Linked DNA regions of Mus musculus: all the other regions are linked to region 5. A link is a loop called in an ENCODE intact Hi-C map of the cell type or tissue named here. Cell type or tissue: heart. All regions are shown on one strand.

Region 1 (4,000 bases), 1.5 Mb after region 5:
ACTCTGTGACTAAGCACTTGCTCGGCAAGTGTAAGGACCAACATTTGGGTGTCCAGACACACGTAAATGCTGGATGAGTGTGGTGTGCCTCCTGTAATTCTTGCCTCAAAAGGTAGGGACCGTAGATTCCCCAGACTAAGCTGGCTAAAACGAGCCATCTTAACGGGCTCTAGGTTTGAGAGACCCTGCTTCAGTGATTAAGGTAGAAGATCAATAGAGGATGGCTCCCAACACCAGCCTTACTTCCACATATATGTGCATATGTGTGCAGCTACACAGGTATGCCCCCACACACGAAAAACCTGCCCACACAGGTATGCAGCACACAAGAAATGGAAAAGGTAAAGCAAGGGCTGGAAAGTGAGTCGGGGTTCCCCACAGGCACAGAAGAAAGAGCAGCAATCCTGCCCTCCATCACATCTCCGACTCCTGCACTCATGGACAGAGCATATAAGGTGGCCCACGTGGGTTTGGAGTCCAGCAATGCATACCGATATTCTCTAAAACAGCTGCTGATGGGAGGAGACTGGAGATGGGATTCCATATCAGGGTGACAAGGTGACCAGGAGGTATGAGCTGGAAAACAACAAGGTTCACAGGGATACCCAGCAATTGCAAAGTCCCACCTAACAGCTTTCTGGTCTACTGTAAATGGAGGGGCCACTTTCATCCCATTGACCAATAAGGTCACAGAGGCCAAGTGACCATTAAGAGTCACCTGCATAGAAGTGGTACAACCAAATGAGAACCCAGCTCTATGGAGTTCTAAATCCACATTGTTCCCCGATAGAGAGCTGCTGGTGATGCTTTTCGGATATATATATACACACAATATATACACACATGGGTTAACATGCTCATATCTGTGTGTGCACAGAGAAACAAACAAAAAGGCTTCAACCCTGCTGTGACCTATGGGTTCTAGTGTTCTGTGAGAGTGCTCCCCTCCATGGGAGGCATAAGTCCATCCCTGCGGTCCTCTCACAGAGGCAGCATTGGGTCTGTTACTGTCTTCAGTTGGCCGGCATGAGCACCTGCCCAAGCCACTTCATCTTCACAGCACACGTTCACATCTACTCCCACCACACTTCCTGGCCTGGCTCCTACAGAACACTTTCAACCCTTTCTTTCCACTTCCCAAGTCCCAGAGCTGATCTCCAGGGCCAATCTGACTCCCTTGCCTGTGCAGTAAGCCAGCGCTTGCCCATCAATGATGGGCATCTGGCCCTGGCAGGTCCCTGTCCTCTGGGACTCACAGGCAGACAGGTAGCTAATCACAGTCAAGGGAAACATGGGATCCAGAAAAACAGCTTCTCTCCCACAGAAGAGCTCTTGTGTGCTCAGGGTGTCAGCCCGGTGGGAGAAGACCCAGGGGACTTTCTACATGCCCAGAGACCCCCACCTTGATAAGCCTTTGCCAGTGTGGCTCTGGGCCACAATTTGGTAAATAATGATAGAGCCATCCATCAGCCTGGTGGCATGTCCTGGACAACAGGGGCCTCTGCCAGCATGGTATTCTGTTTCTCAAAGCCCCCTTCCCGGTGCAGTTCCTTTATTCCAACTTGGGAAACAAAGCCTGGGAGTCCAGCCATAACAGACTTGCAAAGCCCACACGAGAAACTACCTGGGTTGGCAGGAGGGGTTCTGCTTGGTGGGCCTCTGTGCAGCTGCATAGCCTTAAGAAGAGTGAAGCAGACCCCTGGCCTGGTGGGTACTGGAAAGGGACCTCTCCAGTCTCCCTAGAAGGAGGCAGCTGGCCAGGGTAGTGTCATGTTTCCTGAGGAGCCTGACTCCTTTGAAAGCTTAAGGGTGCCATCTTGTGCTTGAGAGTTGTCAACGCACCCGGTTCCCAGTGGGATGCAGCAGGAGCTATCTGCCCGCTGCCTTTCTCCCCTTTTCTTCCTCTAACCCGGGGCTTCTTGACCTCTGTAGGATCCCCAGCTACCAGAAGGGTCTCAGTCCCGAGAACCTGTTGGGGGGGTGATGCTTATTTGAGCAGTCTGGCACCTGCCCTGCATCCTGAGTCACCTTCTCCGTGACACCTTGTTGGTGGTCCTGACCCTTTGATGCTGTGTTCTGTGCAGCCTGCAGGTAGGTGGGCAGGAGGGGACTGTGAGAGGCAGGGCCTAAAAATCCAAAAGGTACTTATTTATGAGAAAGGAAGAGAGAGATGTAAAAAAGGCGAAAGGGCAAAGGCGTGAGAGGAGAAGAAGGGGGCGAGGGAAGAGAGATGGGAAGGACTGTAGAAGACAAGAAGAGAGGGGGGAGCTACTGTACTTGCCTTTGGCTAATTGCAGCTGTAGCATCTAATTTCAGAAATTATTCTGTCTGTTCAGGAGCACGTGTGCATGTTCTATGGATTCAGAGGATGTGCACATTTGGGAAACTGACACAAATAAAGGAAAAAGCCACTGTCCCTAAGTGTACTGTCCCCATGGGTATCAGGTTCTTCATAGGGAGAGACTAGGGTGGGGGCAGTGTTTACAGAATTCAAAGTTAGGTCTTCCACCCACTGGATATCCTTCCCCCTGACTTCACTGCCAGACTCGCAGAAATGCCTGCTTTGAGTTTTAACTCATTTCCTCTTGATTTTTAGATTCAAACATCTTCAAATATGGCGGGGGTGGGGGTGGGGGCAGAAACAGAAGATATTTGCAGCAAAGAACAAAGTAAAGAAGACAGCAGAGGGTCCAAATGGTCCTCAGTACTTCATCAGGCTTAAATCTTCTTCTGTTTTCTCTTTCTGAAATAAAATCCAGGGGCAGCATTGAGAAACCAAATGCAGACATACACACAGAAAACACAGACAGACAGGGAGACAGCTGTACCATCTTCATAAACACAGAGCCAGCCCTTCCCAACTCGCACAGCCTGGCCTAAGTGACAGGGCATAGCTACTAGCCAAGGAGTTGTGTGGCAGTGTCACACCTCAAAGCCCATCACTGTGTAAGAGAAGTACACACTTACACACACACATATGAATAGAAGATCTAGAGAGGGCAAAGCTGCAAGTGTTTTGTTGGTATCTTTTGTGCTTTGAAGATAAACAGCCTCAGGGGAGTGAAGAGAAGGGACATGAAGATCACCCCAAGAAGGGAAGGAACCTGGGTCTTTAAGCCACCCTCTCTGTCTCTGACTCTCCAGGCTTGCACAGTGCAGCTATGAGGAAGGTGTGCCCTTTGCCATGCAACCCAGCATGCCACTAGGGTTACTGAGGGCAAGCTTTGGCCTGGCAGAAAAAGGTATGGAGCAGTGTCTTGCAGGGCTCTGTAGTTTAAACTCAACACAGATCGGGAGGCGTCTTGAGGTCTTACAAACTACACACACTAAGTCCCCATCTTCAGCAGCTTGGCTAAATGGGTGTTTTAATGCAAATTAGTTCAAATTGCTATCAAGAGTAATTATGGTAAAAGACAAGCAGCCTTTCCATCATCCTTCCCTCATTCAGCTCTTCTATGGTGTTTTTTAAATAACGTAGCCATAAAATTTCAATTGACCACTAAAAGAAGTGCTGCTGGCAATGGGGAGACAGAGGCAGGAAGAGGGGGCAAAGGTGCCATGAGCCATGGTCTATGGTGGGGGTCCACATGGTTCTCTCTCCTCACAGCTTGTCTTTGCTAGGCAGGGTTGCTCTGTGGGGATGAGGTGACTTCCCCAGGCGTTCAGACTGAGGTCAGGAAAGGGCACAAGGTCAGGGCAGCAGGGGAGATCAGGCCTCTGCTGCACTCGCCCCCTCCTTACCAGGCACGCCTCTCTTTCCCCACCTTCAGTTGCTGAAGCCAATTCATTATGATAATATTAGGTAAAACAGGCAAGCCTGTAAGATAGAAAAATTACATCTCATTTGTTCTAAATTTGCCCGAGTCTAACTCTTAAGGGAGGCCTTTACATATTTGCTAATGGGATCTGTTTCTTATTGCCCCAAAATGCATAAGATCCAAAAGGAATCAGATTCTCTTCCTGGTCTGAGTTATCATCGGAACACACACAACTAGAAACT
Region 2 (4,000 bases), 1.2 Mb after region 5:
CAGCTATGAGGAAAAAATCTGTGGGTGGCTTCCTGGAAAACCCAATGGGCAGCTGCTGAAAAGATCGAGAAAGGACAGCCAAGGTGAGGCAGGGGCAAGCACTTGGAGGACAGCATCTGACGACCTGCTTGCCCATGCTTGCCAGTGCCTGCCAGTGCTTGCCTGCGTCTGTCTGCCCAGGTTTGCTTGCTCCTGTGTTTTCTCAGCTTCAAAAACAGAGAGGCGATGCTGTGCCTGCTGATTGACAATGAAGGAGGTGAGGTGTCTGATGGAGAACTTGGGGCTGGCTCCAGGCTAGCCCGTTACCCCAGGCTTCCCTTTCATGCCGCATGGGTGAACTTAGGGGGATATGGATTTCTGAAAGAGAAATGCCTGCATTCCAAGAAATCTTAGGCTTGAGGACAAACCCCACAATATCACGGAACTCATTTTTAGTTACAAAGTCAATATAGGCAGTTGGTTTTTTTAAAAAAAAATTATGAAGACCCCAAACCACAGTGAACAAACATGACCTGTTCCCACTCCCTACCTTGTTTTATTTCCCAGAAGCCACCATGATCTGCAGACGATTTTTATAGCTACAAGCAAATCCTTTACTTTTCCACAAATAAAATTAAACATGTTCCTTTCAGCTTGATTTCCCTTAATAAAAGCCTATGGGATCATCCCAGATTGTCCTGGGGAGGCTGGTCTCACTCTTTCCCTAAAGGCTGCTCGTGTTCTGTTTTATGTGTATGGTATATTTTATTTTAAACAGTCCCCTATCAATCTTTTAGCTTTTGTGTTTTAATTTGTCTCTTCCTAACAACCCTTTCCAATAGTGAACATTGTTTTAAATTTCCTTTGCTAAAGAGCTCCATAAAAATAAGTTCTTTGGAATAAATATCACATTTTAAAAATATTGACAGGTGTCATTAAATATTCCCCCAAGCCATCTTTTCTGTTAGGCTCCTACCCTGGGGGTGTTCAACACCCCTCTCCTGGTCTGCATGCATACTTGCCACTTCTGACATGCCAAGTTACCTGCCCTGCCCAGATTCTAGGATTGCAACTAAGACTTAAGTCACAACCAAGAGGGAGGGACTAAAGTTGTCTACTTGGAACTCAGCACACTGGGACAGGCTGCAAGTAGTCCCAGGCTTCCAGTAGGACAAGCATGCCTTTGGTCAGGCTGTTGAACCAGCTGTACAGACCTCCTGGGAGGACCAGGGACTCTCCTGCTGCTCTCAGGCAGTGGTCCCTGGTAATCCCATGCAAGTGGAGATCTGAGACCCTAGGCCTCTCCCACTTCCTCTTAGCCACTTACCAAACATCACGCATCCTTTCCTCTTTGTTCTTCCTACTTGAGCTCACTCGTGGGGCCATCTTCTCTGTTCCTCGGTACTGTACTGTAGAAAGGGTTCCCTAGCTCTGGTAGCCCAGATGCCCATGAGACCACAGGGTATGATTCATTAATAAGAACAGGTGTCTAGCTCAAGAGTCTGGACCCACCCCTTCTCTCCATCCCTCTTCTACTTTCTGGTCATTCTCAGTAAGGGACTAGAGCCTCAACACACACACACACACACACACACACACACACACACACACACACACACACACACAAGGACTTTGCCAAGTTTCTTGCCCTCTGTCTTTCTTGGTTCTTGCAGCTGGACTTACAGAGGCATCCGTGGGGGTAGGGCGGGACTGCCCCTAAGGTTTTAAGCAGTTTTGCTCTCACAACCATCTTGAATCTGCATCTTCATCCGCATCCTCAGCCTTGCCCCATCACTCCAGTCCAGGCCTTGCTGGTATGCAAGACGTTTTTAAAAAGTATTCCCCGGGGGCTGGTGAGATGGCTCAGTGGGTAAGAGCACCCGACTGCTCTTCTGAAGGTCCAGAGTTCAAATCCCAGCAACCACATGGTGGCTCACAACCATCCGTAAACGAGATCTGACTCCCTCTTCTGGAGTGTCTGAAGACAGCTACAGTGTACTTCCATATAATAAATAAATAAATAAATAAATAAATAAATAAATAAAAAGAAGTTTCTATTTAAAAAAAAAAGTATTCCCCGTTCTTCCACAAGCTTCCCCCTCCGCTCCGCAAAGCTTGCTACCCACTAGTGTCTCTCTTATCTACCTTCTCTGTGCCACAGCCAGCCTTGAGAAGCAGCGGGAGGTAAGAAAAGTGCTTTGGTGCAAATCTATCTCACCTCAATACCATAGTAAGAACTGAATCAAACGGTTAGGAAAGGGGAGAAATCCACAAAGAGTTTTCTGTAGCCTGTTTCTGGAAACAGCAATAAGAAAACTCCCCCTACAGGCGTTTCGTGGTTACTGCAAAGTAAACAGAGGAACTCTGCTGATTCATCAAGCCCATCCAATGTTTCCTTTGACTTCTTTAAAAACAGACCAGTTTCCTCCTGGCATCCAGCACCCTTTCTCCCCAAGGGAGATGAATAATGCAGACAGGACCTCCCTCCCTCCCCCAGTCCCTCAGGCCACAATGCTTCCACAGCCTTGCTAAAAGAGCTCCCCCGGCCTTTTTCTTTCTTTCCTTTTTTATATTTTTATTTTTTGCAGAGAGCTGAAGATTATTCAGAGGTTTTTATTCCTACTTCCATAAATCCACCAGCAAAAGAACATGTTTCAATAGGGTAATAGTTAATTCCTCCTGACTCAAAGACACGGGGTGGGAAAGCACATGAAATGTGTGAAAATCAGTTGTCACCAAGCCCTGGCTGACCTTCGAGGAAAAACTCGAGATCAATAAATGTGTAAAAGAGATGAACTGCCTGGCTGGGATCCAGAATTCAACATCTTACTTGTATCTCCCACCACACATACCCCAAAGATGCCCCTGATCTTGCTTCTGCCTATTTTAATGCCTATAGCAATATTTGTTTAAATATTTGGTTCCAAATAAGAAGATAGGTTTGCCAGGGTATCACACGAAATTCAGTAAAATCATGTATTTTGGGGACCCAGCCCAGTTGCAATTAGTCAAAACCAGCATCTCTCCTCTGATCCTCCTGAACACACGTAGGTCTAAATATCAGCCTGCCCAGGAGGCATGAGTGAGACAGGCCACTAAGCTATGGTCATCCCAGGGGTAAGAAGGTGGGGGAAGGGGGAACTCTCTCACAAAAGGGCATTGTTCCCTCTTCAGGTTTCTTGCTGTGCAGTTACATATATTATGAGTCTGAAGGTTGAAAAAGCTCTTAGTTTTGTTAACGTGTTTTCAAACCACTAATTATTCCCTGCTGTTTTGAGGTGTTAAATACATAAACACATGGGCTACTCAGCTTAAGAAATTAGGGTTGCATTCCTCTCCGGATGAGCCAGGGTGAAGGATAGTTTCCATGTAACTCACTGCTACATGTGGAGTCCTGTGTAGGCTTAGTTCGACACAAGCCAGGGCCACACACTAATCATGACAGAGACCACTGGCCTGGGGCTACCAGGCTGTCACTCCAGAATCTCTCAGCACATTCAGGTCTTAGGGAGCATGCCTGATCCTTGGAAAGTACTGGGAGTCAAAGCTTGAGGTTTTCAGTTAACAAGGCCCTTAGACCAGTGCCCAGGGGCTCATTGAGTTGTCTTTACATAGGTGATCTCTGCCTGTGACAGCCCATTTGGACAATAACACCTGAGGCCTCAGAGTTCTTGTGTGGACATAAGGCATGGGGCATATTTCGGTTTTGTCCATTTAGCCCCTTGGACATCTTCATCTCCAGACCCAGCATTACTAAGTCAGAGGCAGTGTTCCCAAAGGGTACTGACATGTAGGTTGCTTAACACTAGGAGTCAATACTTTTACTGTGGGTGCACGTGTGAGGTGTGTGTGTGTGTGTGTGTGTGTGTGTGTGTGTGTGTGTGTGCACATACATGTGTATGCAGGTATGCCTGCTTTTGGAGTCAACTTTGGATGTCATTCCTCAGGAGTCCTCTACTTGCTTTTTGAGACAGAGTAACTCTCTGGGATGAAGAGTTTACCACGTAGGCTAGGCCGTCTG
Region 3 (4,000 bases), 240 kb after region 5:
AACAGTCACTGGGAAAGAGAGGAGACTCTGTAGTGGAGCTGCCTATGAGGTGGGTAGGGAGCTCCAGAGATGCAGCTCTTTCGACTTGTCATCCATCCTGGAGTTGAGTTTTTGGTGATGTTGTTACTGGGGAGTTTTTCAAGCTCTCTCTGGGGTACTATAATAAACTCACTCATTCACCAAACTGGACTTGGTTGGAACTGTTTCTCTGGCCTGTTCTTGGGGGCTTATCTGAGGAGCACAGATGTTTGTTAACATCTCCCTAGAAAAGGTCACAGTATAGGCCTCTTCCCAAAATGTCACAAATCTATCACCTTCCCAATTTTTGAAACTCTAGAAGTGAGGCCCAGATTGACTAGACCATAACCCTGTTTACAAGGCATAACAAGATGGCGAATTAGAGCGGGGCTTTATAAAGAAGCCAAGCCATGAACACTCCACCAAGACTATTTTCGGAGAGCAGACCCAGCCCTGTTGATTTTCTTCTAGCATATACTTGACTCACAACATTTGTCTGATGAACAAGTGTCTTATGCAGGTGCAAAGTTGTTAAGGAGACCTATCCTACCACGTGCACCCAAAGCACTTGTTTTCAGACTCCATTTCTCCAGTGAAAAATTTGCTTGAGAGCCACTCTGTAATGAGAATAACCAGAGATTTCCTAGACATTAGAAGTTACATCTCTCAGCCTTCTCAGACTTGCTTGCAGGCTGCAGAATAATGGGGTTTGCTAAGGCCTGGGAATAGGCCTTATATCCAATTTCATTTGCTTCAAGGGACTCTACAACTAAAGCCTGGCAATGGTACAGATTTGAAGTCATAAGATGAAGGGGATTTCCTTTATGTCTGAACATCCCCACTGACTGCCCAATGTAGAAAACAAACAAACAAACAAACCAAAAGTCAACAGCTATGAGCAAAGCCTTGAGCCTTATCCTCCTGTTAGTACAGAAAGTGTTGAATCCCATTGGGTACAAAGGTCACAGGGGAGGCCATGTTGCCACATCCTCAGTTTTTCATCATGATTCTCAATTTGGCAAAAGGAATCCACTGAATCATTACCAGAGGAAGACTGAAGAAATCCTACTGGGGATAACCATGCCACTGCCTACGGCACACAGCAGCCTTGCTCTGAAGGTATCAACTTCTCTAGGTCAGAGGAGAATGTTAGGACCATGAAGTAGCAGCCCACTGTTGGCACACAACGGCACATCATCCCACTCCTTATGGGAGTGTGGGATGTAGGGAAAATGGGTGGAGATCCCTAGAGGCAAAGCACCTGAACACGGTGACAGGACCCACTCTAGCCCCAGAAGGCAGGAGGGCCAGGAAGCCAGGTCTCTTTGTGGCATCTCTTTCTCTCCCAAGCAGGTAGAGGCACCTGTCACCTTTGTTAAGGAACAGGCTTCTTCTCCTGAGCCCACAACACAGAGGAATGCATTTGATGTTACCACGGCTAAAGCACATCACCCCAGTTCAGTCTATGGACTGGAGTACCATGTAGCTGAGAGGCTGACTCTCTGCCGTCATGCTGCTCAGAGAAAAAAATGTTCATTCTAATAGTGGAGCATCTGACTTAAAATTTAAAATAGTAACTAATATGCTGAAGACGAGACCTCTTTTATTTTCCAAGAGGCGTTAGATGAGGATTGACCTCCGAAGGGTTTAGCCCCATTAACTCATGTACTGGACTCATTAATAAATAATCCTGCCACCAAATTACCTGACTTGTAAATTGGTTTGTACAGTTCTAAATAAATAATAGATAGTTCCCTATTATCAAACACCGTGGCGTTTTCACAGAGAAGCCCAGCGTGTGATACATAAGGGCACACTTTTCCACTGGACAACACTCCGTTGCTCACTTCTGAGAAAGCCCTCGTATCTCCCGCAAACAGCTGCAGCTGGGATATGTTAGCTAGTCATGTTAGCTGCTCAGTGGAGTCAAAAATACTGTATTTAATATCACACAAGCATACTGAGTATGCATTAGTGGCCAAACAATCTTAAGCAACTATTAAATGGACAGTTAATGTAATTGTATTTTAAAACACTGAGGTCATATTTAATTTTGAATTGAAACTCTTAAAATGCACTTTCTGGCAAAGAATATAGAGTAATAAAACAACATTAATCACAGAGGAAAAAAAAACCCTAAAACTCACATTATTAAAATAAATCTTTCTTCCAGAGCACTGATATTTGCAAGAAGTGGATTACAAGAAGCAGAAAACATTTGTGCCTTTTCAAGAAGTATTGTCACTGGAAGGAAAAGTCAGGACTTCAACCTGGGATGAGATCACACTTCCAACAGGGCTCAGCTGCATGCCCACCCTCTCTTTGGTCTTGGCGCTGGCCACTCTCCCAGGACCTGTCTTCCTTCCAGGGACTCAAGTTCAGTTCAGCTACACCCTTGGCCCTTCCAATAGCAACTCCACTGAGGGAATAGCCTGCTTATGTTCCAAAGCAGGAGTGAAGGGGTGGGAGCTGGCTGCAGAGCACACCCCGCTGCAGAGCAGCTGAACCGGGTAGGCGCTTTCACAGTTCCTGCCCCATGCTGCTTGCAAAGTCCTATTTTATATGCCGTCTCCTCATTTTCAAAAGTCAGTGTGGCCCTCTGGGATGCTGTCACACCTCAAGCAGCCTGGTCAGGTCTGTGGACCATGAGCCTGAGCTAGTTCCAGGGTATCCCGGGGGAGGGGGGAGGTCACAAGGCTTTCTAGCCAAAACAGCCAGACACTTATTTATAGCTGTTCTGACAGCAAGCTAAGGAAAGCCCCCTTCACGCAAGCCCTGGAGCCTAGAGTAGCCTTTCTGAGTTCTTAGATTGGCATTAGGACTTTGCCACTGGTACCAGAGATGAATAGAAAAGGAGGGACCATCCTGCTGAGGCCAGGCTCCAAAGGAACTCTGGTACAGTGTTCTAGCTTCCCTGTACCTTGGTCCTCCGCGCCAGCATATGCATCTTCTTACGGATGCCTGCCTGTTCTTGCGGTCAATCCAACTTTTCAGTCTTTTCCTCCCTCTGTCCCTCTGTCCCTCTGTCCCTCCCTCTCTCCCTCTCTCCCTCCCTCCATTCCTCTCTCAAATAGGGTCTCATACATTCCAGGCAGGCCTCAAGAACTATATAGATGGACATAATCTTGAACACCCGAACGTCTTGCCTCAGCCTCCTGAATGCTGGGATTACAAGCACACACTACCACTCCGAGGTGTACGTGATGTGGGGCTGGAAGCCAAGACTTTGTACATGGAGACAAGCCCTGTACTGAGCTACATCCCTTGCCCTAGAACAAGGAATTCTTATGTGAAAAGATCTTCCAACTGCAAACCATTGCCACAGACACACCATTTGTTGTTTATACTGGTTAGATGTTTAAGATTTTACCTGCAGCAGACTCCCAGCTTGTACAAGCCCTAGTGCTTAGATCTCTGGAAATATAGACTCTACCCCAAGAGTATGGTCATGAGGGATTGACTGCATTTCTGCCTATTGTATTCTTGAGCAGCAGTTGGTTAATGCTGGCTCAGGGCTGTGGGTATAAAATATAAACATTCATGACCATCTTCTGGGAAACCCTTTCACAGATGTAAATCCTCTGTGTTTTAAATAGTTCAGTCTTGTGCACAGTCCTTAGGAGGCTCACTCCCTGACCTACTAAGCTTTATCACGGAGCTGTGTCCCCCCTGGAGTAAGTACTGGATGCTGCTTTCCTCCCATACTGAAGGGCTGGTGATAAGGAGTGGCCACAGGCTTTGAAGTCAGCTGCAGAGCCCCCCTTAGCACTTGCACAGGCCAAAGCTGCCCTGGCTGCCTCCATCCGCACAGAAGTTACTTCATGGTTTCCTTCAGAAAATGCCAAGACTTTTGCCTTTCCTCATCTCCCTCAGCCCCTCCGATAGCCTGCACCAGACTCTCTTCGGCCAGTACAGCAGCTGCCACTGGATTCCTAGCACCTCGTACTCTGGTTCCCATTCATCCTTACACAGGATTCTCAAG
Region 4 (4,000 bases), 230 kb after region 5:
TGACTACACTAAATTGAAAAAACCTGGCCTGCACATGCTGGGGCGTGGGAAAGCCTGCCCCCTCCCACAGCAGCCACTAACTATCAGAGGCAGGCCTCATCCATGTGACCTTGGGAGCTAACAGACTGGGTCTTAGAATTCATAACGCACCAGGAAGAAGAGTGTGTAAGAAGCCGAGTTCTTTCTAATTCTACCTATCTCATATTTGTCTATCTGGAAGTGCTCGTCTGTACTGCAGAGCCGGGGGCGGCCCATGGCTCCACCTTATTCTGATGGTTATATATCTTCCTGGTTCCAAACCACCACAAAGGCCTGCTGGCATAGGGTGGCCTCAGTGTGGGCTTGGTGTGCTCCTGAAGTGCTGGGGACAAGCCTGGGGACTCCTTGGGTCTGGTACCTCAATTGGAAGCCCACTGACACGCACAGGAGCAGCAGAGAGGGTGGAAGGGATCCAGTCTGAGTCTATTGTTGCTGAGGGACGCCTGGCTGTTCTAACGCCACTCTTGGTTATCACTCTACCCTGACCATGACATGACACACATCACATCTTCTCCAGGTCTGTCTGGCCTGGTCTGTGTAAGGCCAAGCTTTTCTCTGGACCCTGGCGGCACCAGGCCAGCAGACCCTACTGCCTGGCTTGCCAAAAGTGAGTCATTTCCTTACAATTTTGGCCTCTACAGTTTTCCTGAAGCCACATAACCAATCTCAGGCAAAGGTTAGGATTTTACGGGCTCATACCTCATCTACTACCTCATGGGATTTAACAGACATCTCTGTCTTCGTAAGATAGTTTTCTATTCGGAGACCCTGAACCTTATTGGATGTCCTTGGCAGGCCTAAGAGAAGGGTGGCTTGCTGGCTCATGCTCTCCCTCTTCCTCCCCGCCCCTACCATTTAGGCAGTAACCCCAGTGGGATACTGTGGGTGGGGTTGGAAGAGTCCCCCTCCACTTCTCACTTCCTTGAACTCCATAGCAACATATGTCCCCTGGGCTGGGCAGCTGGAGGTGTTCAAGAGTGACACACAGTCACCTGAGCCACAGATGACAGACTCGAAGTGTGGGCAGGCAGGCACACGGCCAAGCTCTCTTCCCCAGTGGGTGGAGGATGAAGGTGTGGTCACTGGACACGCAGAGCCCTGCAGATATCCGCCCACCTCTCCCAGAGACCCCCTTAACACATCCTGGCACCCCTGCTGAGAGTGGCCTTCTGAGAAGACAGTTCCAGATAACGCAGGAAAGAACAGGCTGGCCATGCATCCCAGCTGTCCTTTCAGTTTGTTTGCGTAAAGTAGATCTCCCGTTTTACCCCTCACTTTCTGGTCTGGCATCAGAGGGCTTTTGACCTTGGAGTTTGTTTGTTTTTTAATCAACTCCAGTTTTCAAGTGTGAACTGAAAACCCAGCACAATTCAAACACCTCTAAATTACACTTCGTAAACATCACTCGGAACCTCAAGGTTGCTTTACATTTACCTTAGTTAAAAAAAAAATCACAGATTTTTTTTTCCCCTTAAGGAGACATATGTATTTCCATGCATATGTCTGAATGTGAATACATACTAATTTATATTAAGTGATTTCTTATCAAAGTCACTACGCAGAATAAATTTCTGCTATAGGTCTAGAATGATCTTAGCTGTGGTAATTAATTTCTGTGCCGAACCAGCTTTGGAGGAAATGCAATGTTTTCTTGGGTTACTGGGAGGCTTCAAGTGCCCTTAGCAAACTCTACGCAAGCAATGCATTTTAAACTCATCCTTCAGAGTGTATCTGTGAGAAGTTGGAAAATGCGGTGGTGGAGTGGCCTCTGAAGTCCCTCTTACTGAGTAACTTCACAGAAGTGGCTAGCTGTCCAGATACAAGGCTCATTTTCTGTGCTGTTGGCAGGCAGAGAGTTTAAGTTAACAATAAGCTTATTGAAGAATTTACTGCCATTCAGATGTGTTCCCATTTAAACCTTTCAGCCAAGCCAGAGTCAAGAGTTGATCTGCATGCATCATTTTTACTGCTTTTGCCAAGTATTATGTGACCATGTGCCAAAACTAACATAACCACTTGGAATGGGCGGGGTCGTGAGCTCTTAGCCTACGGCCTTCAGCTTGGCCGCACGCCGCCTGTGTTTAGACGATGTGAAAATTCCAAGCCTGTGTACTCAGTAAACGAGCTGTGATGTCAGCCATAGTTAATAAGTCAGGCTCCCCAAAGGCAGCGTGGTTACCAACCTTGCTGGAACACAGGGTGATGGAGAGCAGGCAAGGGAAGCCCCTCTGTGGCTGCGGGTTCACGGAAATAGGCTTCCAGCCAGGCTGTGCACTGCACCAGAGGCTCTGGAACTCCCTCTGGCCCACCGAGCACCTCAGGAGTAGCTGGGGCCTCTGTGGGGCTGCAAAAAGGATAAGAAGCTTAGTGACCACATGTGTGAAAAGCATACCTACTGCAGCTAATGGGGGAAGGCTGCCAGCCACTCCCCAGTGTGTGTCTCTGCCAGACAGAGAGAGAACTGCAGATAACAGGAATGGCCACTGAGGGATGTTGGGGCAGGAAGGCACAGCAGTTCCCATGTCTGCTTTTCTATGCCCAGGTTTATTAAGTGCACGGAGAGCCCAGGTCATGCATTCCAAGCTTCTGCATGCACACTGTCTGCAAACTGACACAGGGAACATCTCATGTCCCTGGTTTCAGTGTGGAAGTCAGCATCATCAGATAATCACCACTAGCATTTCCTCTAAACATCAGGCAATTAGACTGCATTATCCACGTTCTATCTCTCACCCTGAATCCCCACAGCAGAGGGGCATCCCTTCTCACATGGCTTTGGGCTCCATCTTTGGAAGCTCCTATGAGTATACCTATGGACCCATATTCCCTAGCACCGATGTGAAGTGACGTCACCTTGTGTGTTTTATGCTTTGAGGCTAGTGAGTTGACACCTCTTCTGCCTTGGGTGTCTAGTTGGAGGTGCTTCAGTAACAAACTATCCTGCTCACTCTCTGTAGTGCCTGTCCTCTGGTGAATGTCCTGGAATTTAAAACTGAAATATTTTATAGCAGCTTTGGATGGTTTCTTACGGCTCCGACATGGGGTCAGATTCTGTTCCTTGATTTGAAGCCCATTGCTCATGCTCAGCTGGGGTCTGCTTCAGGTTGTGCTCACAGGCTAAAACATATGCTGTAAAGGAAGGCCATTTCTATGTTCTGGGCTCCGAGCCTGGAGTTTTATGGCAGTATCAGTTTTTGCTTCAATTTCTTGGGATCCACACCCAAGAGGCATAGACACTGGATCCGATTTCTCTGGTGATTTCTCTCCTCTTCATTCCCAGGCTCTGGACTGCAGCGTGCTTCCGTGTGACTTTCTGGGCCTGGAGAATACAGCTTCTCTGGGACTTCTCAGGCAGCCCAGTGTCGAGTGCTCATGGGACGGTGGAGAGGCCAGGATGGCTTAGAGGGCAAAGGCTCCCTGGATGGTTAATCTTGCCAGTCTCCTTTGGCTCCTACATATGGTGATGGTTGGCACATTCACCCAGTTCATAGGTCTCTCTCCACACATGGACACCTTGGCAGGAGGGAAGGCCTTTACTCAGCTTTGGGAATGGGGCCCTACACAGGTGTGATTGGGGAGCAGCCGAGGGCCAGGAGACCTCGGGTCAGGCTTCCTGAGTAAAGCTGGTGGAGGCAAGATGGGCTCCACAGACTGCAGTCATCAGAGCTCCTGTGGGTCAGTTTTAGATAAAAGACTAAAGCAAAAACCAGCAGGGCCAGACCTCAGAGGTAGGACAAGAAAGAATCAAGTCACAGGAAGAGGAGCCGGGCAAGCAGGGTCAGAAGGTCCTATGGTAGGGTGTCCCACAAGCATGAGTTGGGAGATCTTTAAGTAAGGATCTTACATATGAGGAGATAGATGCAGGGTGCTGGTACAGTTTCTCCCCTGTTTGTGCACTACAGATTTGGCTCTCACAGGGCAGTGACACATGTCTGGCAGAGCCTTGCAAACAGGCCCATGT
Region 5 (4,000 bases):
CTTCGGATCGGTGGCAAGAACACCAACTTCAAAAGCGCTTAGACCGCTGGGGAGGGCGAGCCGGACGCCCAAAGGCTGCCCCCACCAGTGCTGTGGAGTTCCCTGCCCGGGCCTGTGCTGGCCCCGCCGCTGCGGCTGCCGCTGCTCTACTCTTTGCAATGTAAATTTCAGCGGGACAAATTGCTTATTAATAGTCTAGAAGAGAAGTCGGTTTCTTTCTTTCTTCTTTTCTTTATCTGTTTTTATTTCTGCATGGCCCCTAGCTATGCCCTGGGCAGCCTCGCCGCCCAGCAGTTTTCTCTTTATTTCAATATCCTAAAGAAAATGCAAATTACATCAGTGTGGCCTTTTTAAAAAGTTAAATTAGCAACAGCTTTAAGTGACTCCATTAGTATGGAAAACATACACACGTTTAATGTGGGAATAGCTTTCTTTTAGGAGGACTCATTCTAGTCCGTAAAATTTAGCAGACCCTCGGAGTTGATAAAGAATGTAGTCGCTGCAGAGCGTGTCGCCACAGGCATACCCGGTCTCACGGCCCACATCTGGCTTCCCTGGAGGAGCAATCCTGTTGCTGCCCGCCACCCAATACTCCTCCGTAGAAGCCCCCTGACCGTGAGCTAAAGGGTTTGTTCTTGCCAGGTGGAAGAGTTGACCATATCTGCCCAGGGGCAGTGAGCTTTCTTTTTCCTCTCAGCTTAGGCATCATCGCAGTTCCAGCATCTGAGTAGGTCTGGTTAACTCAAACCCCACTTCACCCATCTGCGCACAGGGATGGCAGTGTAGCGTCTGGGTTAACATGCATGGGGCAAGGAGTGAGAAAAGTAAGGGGAAGAGAGCATGCCCTCAATGGCTGTCAAAGGCCACCCTTCTGGGTCCACCCTCATCCCGTTCCCAACTCCTTTAACTGGCGTTTCAATACGGAATTCTACTGGCAAACTTTCGAGGGCTAGAACATGGCACCCATCAGCGTCCAGGAAAGAGTTAAGATTTATGGCTTGCTGGAGGAGTCTTGTTAAGATGTAATCTGCATTTTTAAACTACTGCGTAATAAAAAGTGAGAAGTTTTGAGACACCTTTCTTGATTATACCTTTGGCGATACTTTAGGTTTTACATTTAATTTGCATTTTGTTCTTAGAGAGTATTGAAGTCTTGAGTGGAGGATTGAATTTTATTAGGACATCTGGACTGACAATATCAAATCAGACACCAGTGTCCCAAAGCATGCTAAAATTTCAGAGTTAATTAGAACGCAGTGTGTTTAATTAAAGCCAATTATAATATCTGAAATTATCTGATCGATCCGTGTTTGTACTGTTTGGTTCTGTTTAAGTGTTGATTGGCGCACTTTGTGCGCTGTTCGATCCAAAAACTTCTCTAGGGAAAGTTTGCTTTGTAAATTGGCGCGGGCAGGCAGTGTGGACTCCGTGTCCCAGGCGCTGGTTCTGGGGCATCCAACAGGACCGCCTTTAGAGCACCGCTGAACGCAGCTAGGGAAATCCCAGCTTGTTGCTAAACCGCTGCTCCTTTTCGGGTCTGAGAGACCCCGCCACACACCAGCTGTCTTTCAGAGCTCCGTTGCTCCTCCAAAGTGCCCCCCCCCTCGGAGAGGCGACCTTTAAGGTTGTAAGGTGGGATGGGAGAAACCCAAGCTTCCGCGTGTTTGAGTTGGGATTCCCGGTGTGTCTGAAGAGTCCTCAGGACTCACTCCGAACTGTAGGGTCAGCCAAAGTGACCGAAGGAGATAGGGAAAAGTAAGGGCAGAGAGACAATAATTAACTGTTTGCCTTCTAATTTTGCACGCTGTTGGAACCCAGGCACACAACAGGCTCTTTTGGGCTCCATTTGAAGTCTTGGGGCTTCCCAGAGATACAGTTGAGCGAGTTCCTGGTCGTGTCTGCTGCTTCCGCGGGATCACTTGGCTGGCACCTTTCTCTCCAGCTAGGGAGTTTGCGTGGAGCTCGCAGCGCGGGCTAGGTGTCCCGTATTCTGTTCCGGGTGGCTCCAGAAAGCAGGCGCACGTGGGCAGCAATTAGGACTAGACGGCGGCGAGTGGTGCTTTCTACATGCCCTTGAGGTTATCAGTTCAGCAAGGCCTAGGTGCGTTGGCTGTCCAAGAGTCAGGAACCAGATGCTGGGATCCAGTAGGAGCGGAAGGGGCCACCAGTCCTGAGGCGGGTGAGCGCTCTAGCTCTCCTTTCTGCTGCGGCGCACTCCGCTCTCCCCACCCCAGGAGGCGCTGTTTGTCAAACTTGGTCGCCTCCGCAGGAGGCGCCTACACGTTTTTCACTCAGAAAATTCTTCTGTACCCGGGGTCGGGATTCAGGAACCTTAACTGTGCAAAATAAATATTGTGGGAGGAGGCGGCACAGAAAACCAGAACCTACGACCCTTGAGTTTTCACGTTTTTCTCTTGAACCCCACCGAGCTTCCTGCCCTTTAAGGCAGGGGAGAGGTGCGGGTTGTTGCGTCGCATGTGTCAGGTACTAGGTGCTCAGTTATTTATCTTCAAGGGCACAGGGATGCCCAACTTGGCCTTGGCTCCTGTTGCCAAAGGTCCATTTGGCTTACATTTTCTCTTGGAGAGAGGTGAAAGCATATTCTCTGGTCCCAGAAAGGAACCGAACCTGGGCCAGCTTCCTTTGCTGCTCAGGTAAACAGGTTGCAATTGCCCATGTGCGGAGCCCTTACATTTCTTCCGCTTACTGACTGAAGTGACCCTATGCCATCAGGTAGAACCCTGGCCTCGGCCAGGGACTGAATCGGTCAGGCAATTCCACCCATTCATAGTGCGAGAAATCTTAGTGCTCCTCTCCCAGCTTTTCGGGCCTCCAACCCCAAGGCATAGAACCAGCCCTGCTCTCCCTTTCGAAGTTCCTTGCAAACCCCTGCCTGCGATGATCCTGGAGGTTGGAGAAAGGCTCAAGGCCCAGCGACCCCGGGGCACCGAAGAGAGGAGGGCCGGCAGCTTCTGAAACTAAGCTCTGGAGGTGTGGACACAAAATCGCGGGACTTTGCCTCATTGCTCCTCACCCCTTCAAAATACCGAAGGCTCCAGTGACGTAACTAGGTAACCTGGGCCTGGAGCCCTGTGCCCCTAGAAGGCGCAGCTCTCACCGGAGCCTGTGTACCTCTGATACTCCCACGGCTGCTTCCAGGAATTTCTGGCTAGGGCTTCTCAACGCAGGAAATGAAGTTTATTACTTTTGGAAGGATGGTTGCGGCGTTGGCTGTCGAGCAAGAAAGAACACATATAGGGTACCCCGGACATCGGATAGGTGCTGCCTCTGTGGCACCTGGTGCCCTGTATCCCTAGTACCCTGCGATACAATTTAGTGAAAAATTCAAGGGGGTAGATCAGAAGCCAGAACCAGGTCACCCCTCCCCCCCTTCCAGGCCCTGCTCCACACCGAGTTGGGGGCAGGGAATGGAGGAGGGTGGGGAAGTGTCTTCCTGGCGCATACTGATCCGGGAGTGGGCAGGGAGGAGAACCTAATGGCGTGCTGCTGCGGCCAGGACACATAGTGCCCTGTGAGTCTGGAGGCAGGTCCTGGGAGCTTGGACCGTCCTCCAGATTTTAGGTGATGCCCACAAACAGAGGCTGAAGAGTTGACTCTCATGAGGGACCCAGAGTCGGGCTCCAGGAGCGGTGAGCGCTGTCTCTTTAAGGTCACTGCCTGCTCCGGCACGACATAGGGAGGACAGCTGGGCACTGGCCATCTGACTGACTCCGGCTTGACATCTGGGAGCCCACTGGTGTGTGGCACGCGAAGCGCTTGATGCTGCTATTTAAATGCAAATGTGAGGGGGCTCATTGAAGCCTCTCCCCGTAAATCCGCACAAAAGGAATACTTCCCACCCTCCAAGGAGGCGGCGGCGGCGGTAGCTCTAGGGCCACCCGTGCAAATCGCGTTGGGCGCGGGGCCCGGAGTGATCGCCGCCGCAGTCGCGGACCGCAGGGCCCACCGTAAAGGTCGAGTCCTTCCCAACCAGGTCCCT
Region 6 (4,000 bases), 630 kb after region 5:
ACATATTTGTTTCTCAGCCTCTTAGACAGAGGCCCATGGCTGTAAAGAAAATACTTCCAGGCAGTCTCCGGAGAGGAGCTGGTGTGCGACCATTTCATGATAAAAGGGACTATGAGCATCAAGGCCCCATGCACTCACTTCCCTGGCTCCCGTGCAATCTTGTTTGATGCCATGTTTCACATTGGGAAGCAGATCCCTCCTCTGCTTAAAAATGAGGACCAAACACCCAGCTTCTTGATCGAACCGATAAAGCCAGCCACAATAAAAAGAAACAATACATAGCATTCATTATACTGCTGAGTGGGGAGTTTGTTTAAGACTTGGGCCCTAAATGGTCTTTCATCCCAGGATGCAGGGTTTGTGATGATGGGAGAGAGCCAGCTCGTCCGTCCCTTATAAAATCAGTGCAAATACGAACAGAATAAAAATGGTTAAAGGAATCTTGTTACAGATTCTGTTTATTCCACAAGGATTTGGGGACCGGCCGTTAGTCATTAGGCAATGACTCTATTTGGGGCTTGTTCTTGGAAAAGGTGCCTCTTATGGAGGGAAATCAAAGGTTAAAGAAGTAAACAGAATTTAAATATAGTGAGTTTTATTCAGTTTTCTATTGTTTGACTTAACTGCCTTCTAACGGAATAAAAAAAAAAAAAAAAAAAAAAGACAAAAACACAGCCTGCTGGATCTAGCCCAGGGTTAGGAGAGGCAAGCTTTGGAATCTTGCTGGGGCTTATATATAAAATATTGTTTTGATTTGGGGTCCCATGAAGTGCTTTGGGTTTCAAATTACCATAAATCTCAAAGACTTCTGCCCACTTGTGCCCCTGATGGGCACCCCGGCTGCAGGTAACAGGGCCATGATTAAGAGAGTGCAGGATAAGGAGGAGAGGGAGGGGGAGCGGGAAGGGGAGGGGGAGGGGGAGGCACCGGGTTTTCTTTGGGCACCTCGAGGAGCTCAATGTTAGCTCAATTATTGGTTTTCTGAAATATGCCCCCGTGCTTTATTCCGATCAGATTTCCTGCATCACACAAGCCTCTGGTGGATAACGGGACAATAGCCCAGAATAAATCTGTCCTTGAAATGTAATCTCCACGCCTGTGTGCGGTTAAGAAGAACACACCTCCAGTCCTCTGATAAGAGCTGTAGATCTTCCCTAACTGAAGTGGGTTTTGTTCGTTAATTATCTGTCATAGAAAACTCGCAAACAGGCAAATGACTAGGCAGTTGGTATTTATCAGCATGTTAAAGTAGTGCTCTCGCTAGCCCAGTGCGATGAAATGCTAATTTCTTTAAAAAAAAAAAATCCTCCACTGTGGTTGTTTTGGGAGCTAGGAGTCCACTATCTGCCCTTCCTGGTTGTAGAATTTCTAACATCATTCTTTTCAAAATCTCTAAAGCTTTGCGGTGGTGTAGTATGTGGACACAGCCCCCACCCCTGCCCCCGCCCCCGCTCCAGCAGCTCTTGGCATTTTTTTGTCCCCCTTTCCTTTTCAGCTTCAAGAGGTCCCCATAGAGAGGAGGTTAGTAGATGACACTGGACTCAGAACTTTTTCCCAGTGATGGGGGCCACGAAAGCAGGAAACAGGGAACACTTCTGCTGTGTACAGAAATGGGGGGGGTCGCCTGTCTCCTGAACGATGGGGTGTGTTTGTGCTGAACGTGAGCCATCAGATAGAAGTCCTATAAAAATAGGATGGCTCTCTGCACTGTAGCCTTGGCGGGGCAGGATTTCCTAAGTCTTTCTCTGTATAATAGCCAAGGGGGGAAAAGCCAGCAGCAATTCACAGAAGAGGTGCAGGCAGCCTGCGCCTTGTTTATGAGGAAACAGACCATCTTGAAGTCACCTTTTTCCTTTCTTTCTAGAAATCGTATTGTCTGGCTGAGGCCAACCCTTCTGATCTGGGTGTGTACCTCTTGGAACAGACTCATATCCTGAGGAAGTATCCAGGAAATGTTTATTCTTTATTTCAAAATTAGCTTTTTTTTTTTTAAATCAGAACTTCTCATTAGAAAAGAAGCAAAGAACACAGAACAACATGTTAGATAAAAAGTTACCGCCTCTCCCGCGAGTCCCCATCCATCTGATTACCAGGGGCAAAGCTCTGGTCCCTAGAGGTGTCCAGTGCTGGCTGCTGCCTCCCGCTGCAGTCTTGCACGAGAGAGGAAACGTCACATACATACCACACTAGCCCCTGCTCTTCCTTTTTGACTAACATTTCTTAGATTGTTGCTTTTTATCTATTTATTTAGTTAGTTTTCATGTCTCCCTGTGAACTCCACCCATCGGTAAATAACGTTTTTTAGCACTCAAGACTGATATACTTAACGTGAATATAGTGATATTGAGTTATTTTCAGTTCCCATTCTTATAAAAATAGGCAGGTAAGAAAAAGCAGCTCCAGGTCTGGCAAGAGAGCTCAGCAGACAAAGCCACACAAGCGTGATGAGCCAAGTCAGAGCCCAAGAACCCACATAAAGGTGGAGGAAGAGAATCAATGTCACCAATTGTCCTGTATTGTGCTGCGGCACAGTGTACTCCACCCCTACATCATACACACACAATAAAAAGTGAAGAGGTTTGAAAGCTAGTACTTAGGAACTTGGGTTTTAGGGCAAGCAGTGTGTTCGGCTTGCTCAGTTGCCACGGGACTCTCCTTCCTTTTTGGTTTCTGCATCTGCGGCATTGTCACCAAAGAAACATCTGTCATGTGGCTGTTGGCTGTTGAGAGGATGACACTGTGAAGTGTGAGTGCTAGAGTAAGCTGTGTGTGTGAACCAGAGAGAGACAGGGAGGGGTGGGGGGAAGGGAGGGAATGAGGGAGGGAGGGAAAAGAAGGGGAAGAGCATGTTTGTATAGTAAGGAAGTACTTGTGAAAAACTAAGTCTTGTGGTAGAAAATTTAAAGCAGTGTTCGCAGCTGACCCTATGTGGTCGCTGGAACAGTCCAAGGGTCTCTTTGCAGGACCAGATGTCCCACAGCTTTGGCCAGGGACGATAGTTACCAGTGGCTGGTTTTGCCCCGCCATTTGCATTCATGCTCTTGTAGTACTTCTGCATCTTTATTGAATTACCTCTCTTGACAGCTCGTTCATCTCCTTAGGCATTTTACCTTTGGGTCTGCCAAACCCATGGACAAACACGTGTCAGACACCCCACCCCCACAGCCTCTAAAACATCCCCTTAACCTGCCATCAGTGCCTTTAGGAGACCTCCAGATCTTTGCGCCTTGACTTGTGTAGGGTCTAGAACTTGGCCCACCCTCACAGAGTTTTCCACATGTTATGTTAGCTGGCATCATCAGTTGCTTCCTTGTTTTATCTGTTTAGCTTTTGAAGGAGAAAAGGGGACAATTATAACCATTTTAGGCATTTCCAGTTTAAGAAACTCATGGTTCTTTAGGAACCATTATAATTCCATTTCAAAAGCCCAAGTGTTTGGCCCAAGTGAAGTTAATTCTGGTGTGAAGCAGAGGCAGTGACTCAGTGCTGGCTGGCTGCCCTGACACCCTATGGCCTCTTTCCCCTTCACTGCTTGGAATGGTTCTATGCAACATGGAAATCCCTGTTTTATTATTTCTGGGTTCTATTATTTTCTGTATATTTACTTAATTATTCCTATGTCAGAATCTTACTGCCTTTTTGTCCCCAAGAAAATGATTTTTAAGTTATTATCATGCTACAAAAATTGAATTTTGTATTGTCTCATGAATTTAACCTCATTGTATATAGTAGCTCAAATGGCTCAAAATAGTTCCAATTTGCCATATGTCTTGAATAGAATCCTTGTATACGGCTGTTTTAGAATGATGCTTGAAAGTTCTGAAGGAATTGTGATTTTTTTTCTAACGCATTAATTTGGGAAAACCTTTAAGTGTTCAGTGTCCACACTGTGTTCTATTTGTTTATTTCCTCCCAGCCATCTTGACTGAGCCTCTTCCTGGCTTCCTCCTGGCTAAGTTTACACCTGAGAGTCTCACCTGGATTCTTGCTGCTGTTTGTG
Region 7 (4,000 bases), 430 kb after region 5:
ATTCCTCCATAGTCTTTGCTTCAGTCCCTGCCTCCAGGTTCCTTCCCTTCTTGACTTCCGGCCCTGCCTTCCCGTCATGGGGAACCGTTATCAGGATATGTAAACCAAATAAGCCCTCCCCTCCCCAAGACTCCTTAGTCATGGTGTTCTGAGGAAGCCATAGAAAACTAAGCCAAGGACACTCCGCACACTGGCAGGCCCAGTGAGGGAGTAGAGACAGGCTCAGATGGGGCCCACTGATCTAGAACAGGACCCAAAGATCGGTGCCTTTTGCTCTCCACAGAAAGAAGTTGCTGTACAAGACACAGCCACCTTACCACAACACCTGAGACTCTGCTTCTTAAACCATGGTAACAGCAGAAACTTCTTCAAAGACATACCACATATTAGTCAAACTCTTATTATGACAGATTTTTCCCTCTAATTGAAAAAAAAATTACTCCCATAGATCCTTGTGGCCTGGCTCCTCTAGACCTCAGACAGTACCAAACTATGTCAATACCCAGAGTGGCCCAGAGTGGGTGGAGCCTCAGGCAGGGCATTTGTGCAGACCATTCTGTCCAGCCACTCTCAGGCTCTAGGTCCTGTCAAATGCTCAGATGACATGCCTAAGCTTACAGGACACTGACCACAGGCCAGGCTTCTCACATCCCCCACACCCAGCACCCTACGACAAGTGCTGCAGATACTGAGAGACACATGAAGTTAAAATCATCTGGGATCACCTGTCAGGGAAGTGAAATGAAGAGCAGGTCTGTCTACAGAGACTCTGCAGGTTGTAGAATACCCTTTCCACAAGCTCCTGTCTGTGTCTGAGGAGGGTCCAGCCAAACGTGTGCACGCACACGTACACTCAAACCTTACTTCTCTGAACTCACAATCAGGGTCTGGATGAGGCAGCTCAGAATAAAATGTACAGAACAAAAACCTAGACCCACTGGGCGCGGAGCGAATGTACTGTTTGTTTACTCTCTGAGGTTTTAACCAGGTGTGCCTAGCACCAGCCATGATGTTGCAGGACCCCGGGGCCTGGTTATTTTCTCCTACTCTCAAGAAAGAAGGAGCTATGAGAAGTATGGGCCTACTACAAGCAGATCTGAGCTACAAGCTGAGGAGCTTCTGGAAGCTTCCTGAAAGAAAGGTGAAGCGGGATCCCCACCCCCTGGTCACCAGTGAAGGGAAAGAGTATGGCCAGGGGACCTGCATGGATCCAGCAGAGACTTGAGAAGTGTTGGGCATCTGGAGGTGTGGCAGGAGACATGCCCAGTCACCAGGCAGACTTGCCCACGAACCCCGGGGCCAAGGGAAGTAGGGCAGCCTGTACAGAAGGGGCTGAGGTCCTAGAGAAAGGAAGGAGTCCTTAGGACAACTCAGAGCCACGACTGTCTCCCTGGACTTCGGCTCTCTCCAGAGAGGGCCCCACACAGTGCCCCAAAACTCACCAGCTTGCAAACTGCAGACAGCAACGGGGAACGGTACACAAGTTTTAGGTGCCTGAGCACCAAGATCTGGCACTGAGAAATACGGGCCGCAGGCGCGTGCACGGGGTGGGGGCGGGGCCTAGCACGGGGCAGGGCCTGGTGGGCGGGGGCGGAGTCAGGGTGCAGTTGATTACTGAGCTGTGGGCTTGTAGTCCGAGGGTGTAAAGCGGGCCTGGTACGCGGGGCGTGGCTCTGGGAGCTGCCGGAAAAGGGGCGGGGAGTGTAAGCACGCCCAGTGTGTGACGCAAGGGTGCCGCTCTGTGCTTCCTCCCTGGGTGCGTGTTCCTAGAGCAGGCCTCTTCTTCCAGACCTGAAACTGGTTCTTTGCCCATCCTAGACATCAGGCCGCATCATCCCACCGGAGCTGAGCTGCACCTTCTCACCTCGACCTCACCACCCCAAGTCCCAGTTTACCCGCTGAGACATAGTCACTATTTGCCAACAGCGCGCACCCAAAGGGTGGTGGAAGAGTTAAGCCCACTAGGAATCCAGTCACTGCCCAGCTGGGCCAGGGCTTTCTTTCAGGATCTTCTTGGCACTTGGAATTGGAATGGCTCAGTAGTGGTTCAGCTAGTGTGAGTATCCAGCATCTGGTGTGAGATGACAGGATTTAAATGTTGTCCACCAAGAAAGCCTTGTTGGAATTCTCCCTCTGTACCTCATAATGGCCTTATTTGGAAAAACACGGAGGTGACACTTGAAGATGATGTCACTAGTTAGGAGAGTCCTAATCTGATATTACTGCTGTCCCTGTGAACAGAAAACTAGAAGCCAGATACACCTGTGTACCAGATGCTGTGCAGGAGGTGAGAACTACCAGCCTCCTGGACTATAAACAAATTTTCATTCTTTCAAGCCACCCACTTTGTGGTACTTGATTGGCGCCCCATGGTATCTGACTTGATTGACATAAAATCCTTAGGGAATGTTATCGTCCTAAAGCTTCAGAGAGACGTGTTGTTAACTTCAGGGTCCCATCCCAGGTGCACATATGCTAAGAACCATGCTGTGGTTTTGTTTGTTGAGACCTTCATCTTCCCAGTGTGCAGCTCTCCTGCCTGGATTTGGTCCTTACTAGTACCCTGGTTCAGTGACCTGGAGGAGCCAACATTTTACCTACCACCTTTAGAAGCGTTGCTCAAAGGTTTGTTGTATGAGGAGCCCCAGTGACTCACAGAGGCCACCATTCACCCTTTGAAGCCGCCCCTCCTCACCTCCACTGTCACCTCCTCCAGACATGCTAAGAATAACTGCTGATAGAAGATAAACGAGACTCCTAGATACATGGGATGATCAAATCAAGTCTCAGAGTCCTTCTGTGTCGTCTACGCTCAACAACTTGCTTGGATTTGTAATTACCTCAGAGACACACCTCTGGGCATTGGAGCTCCCCTCCCCCAATATGGGTGGTGTCATCTCTAAGAACTGAGATCCCAAACTGAATGAGAAGGGAACAAAGGAGAAGATAAAGAGAGCACCAGCACAACTCTCTCTGCATCCTGAGCAGCTAATTCTGCTGTCATGCTGTCCCTTCAATGATGCTCAGCCTTTCTCTGAACGAGAGCGCCCCTCTCCAGCCCTTGATTTCTTTCAGGTATTTGGTTATAGTAATGAAGTGAGTAACTAGTCCACCTCCCCAGCGCTGTGCTCAGACAGAGAGGGGTATTCTTGCCCAGGGACAAGAGACATGAAAGTTTACCCTGGGTCCTGCTCTTGCTTCTTGGTTATCTTGGGTCCTCCGGTTTATCACTCGTACAGTAATTTCATAAGAATCTGTGCTGTGCACTTGTAGACCATACGTGCATATTGCACAGGCTCCTGGGATAGCAACAGACTATTGAGTAAGGATACTATTTGCCAGGCCCCATATAGCATGATGCTACCAAGGCCCAATTAGAACTGGGATCCTAATGGAACTGAAAATGAGAAAGACCAAGATTAAATCAGAGTTCCTGTTGAGACCCCAAACAAGTACACTCTGGAGCCGATGCAATTAATATCAGAATCGTAGCTTGTTAAACTATCTGGGTGGCAGAACTGGAGAGATGGCTCAGAAGTTAAAAACACTGGCTAAGGCAAGACTACCAACCCAGATACAAAACTTTCAACCTACAAAATTTTTCCTGACTACCGTAAGCAAAGGTAGAGGAGAGAGAGACAGAGACAGAGACAGTCAGAAAGAGACAGAGAGAGAGAGATAAATGTGTAAAGTGCCATGAGAGTGAGCTTACCCCTGTCATTGCCTGGAGGGCCAGGAATCAGAAACCCAGGAAAGAGCCAGACAAGTCTGGAAATAGAAGGAGAAGAAGAAAAGGAAAGGGAAGGGAAAGGGAAAGGAGAGAGAGAGAGAGAGAGAGAGAGAGAGAGAGAGAGAGAGAGAGAGAGAGAGAGAGAGAGAAGATATCAATGGAATGATCCCTAATGATATTCTGCTACACTTATAGATAGGAATCCAGCACACCCATCATCAGAGAGGCTTCATCACCTGATGGAAACAAGATACAGAGAGCCACAATCAA

Evidence for each region. Hi-C counts contacts between places; a loop is a spot of excess contacts. Peaks named below come from ENCODE experiments on the same cell type or tissue, not always from the same donor. Only the 100,000 strongest peaks of a DNase experiment are listed, where the experiment ranks them.
Region 1: a loop joins it to region 5, with 9 times the contacts of the local background. A loop is called at or near these places in 16 of 42 quality-filtered maps.
Region 2: it touches region 5 in a loop (7-fold over the local background); 8 of 42 quality-filtered maps call a loop at or near these places.
Region 3: it touches region 5 in a loop (2.6-fold over the local background); 7 of 42 quality-filtered maps call a loop at or near these places.
Region 4: it touches region 5 in a loop (2.8-fold over the local background); 6 of 42 quality-filtered maps call a loop at or near these places.
Region 6: a loop joins it to region 5, with 3 times the contacts of the local background. A loop is called at or near these places in 4 of 42 quality-filtered maps.
Region 7: a loop joins it to region 5, with 2.5 times the contacts of the local background. A loop is called at or near these places in 5 of 42 quality-filtered maps.

The regions. Positions count from the first base shown.
Region 1 is chr7:135,835,042-135,839,041 of GRCm38, reverse strand. No RefSeq gene overlaps it. Among named protein-coding and RNA genes, the nearest start is that of 6330420H09Rik, 17 kb to the left of the region's middle. In heart, a CTCF peak has its summit at 1,828 (motif pointing left); a DNase peak (open chromatin) is centred at 1,791; H3K27ac peaks cover 873 bases; H3K27me3 peaks cover 2,394 bases.
Region 2 is chr7:136,151,006-136,155,005 of GRCm38, reverse strand. It overlaps Gm36675 (a long non-coding RNA gene), which reads right to left and starts at 1,848. Exons shown (of 3, transcript XR_378573.2): 1 at 1,663-1,848; 2 at 1,307-1,410. In heart, CTCF peaks have their summits at 2,106 and 2,305; a DNase peak (open chromatin) is centred at 2,415.
Region 3 is chr7:137,072,502-137,076,501 of GRCm38, reverse strand. The region is part of intron 2 of Mgmt (O-6-methylguanine-DNA methyltransferase); the gene reads right to left. Among named protein-coding and RNA genes, the nearest start is that of Gm39108, 22 kb to the left of the region's middle. In heart, no CTCF peak of the experiment used is centred here; a DNase peak (open chromatin) is centred at 2,441; H3K27me3 peaks cover 1,367 bases.
Region 4 is chr7:137,084,332-137,088,331 of GRCm38, reverse strand. Mgmt (O-6-methylguanine-DNA methyltransferase) reads right to left here. Exons shown (of 5, transcript NM_008598.3): 3 at 2,223-2,383. Among named protein-coding and RNA genes, the nearest start is that of Gm39108, 11 kb to the left of the region's middle. In heart, no CTCF peak of the experiment used is centred here; DNase peaks (open chromatin) are centred at 1,001 and 2,101.
Region 5 is chr7:137,317,292-137,321,291 of GRCm38, reverse strand. It overlaps a transcript of Ebf3 not described here. Among named protein-coding and RNA genes, the nearest start is that of Ebf3, 4.8 kb to the right of the region's middle. In heart, a CTCF peak has its summit at 2,226; DNase peaks (open chromatin) are centred at 2,091 and 3,451; H3K4me3 peaks cover 2,565 bases; H3K27me3 peaks cover 3,736 bases.
Region 6 is chr7:136,687,570-136,691,569 of GRCm38, reverse strand. All of the region lies in intron 4 of Gm6249 (predicted gene 6249), which reads left to right. Among named protein-coding and RNA genes, the nearest start is that of Gm29978, 9.1 kb to the right of the region's middle. In heart, no CTCF peak of the experiment used is centred here; a DNase peak (open chromatin) is centred at 1,789; H3K4me3 peaks cover 864 bases; H3K27me3 peaks cover 616 bases.
Region 7 is chr7:136,892,130-136,896,129 of GRCm38, reverse strand. Mgmt (O-6-methylguanine-DNA methyltransferase) reads right to left here and starts at 1,544. Exons shown (of 5, transcript NM_008598.3): 1 at 1,443-1,544. In heart, no CTCF peak of the experiment used is centred here; a DNase peak (open chromatin) is centred at 1,679; H3K4me3 peaks cover 1,295 bases; H3K27ac peaks cover 2,205 bases.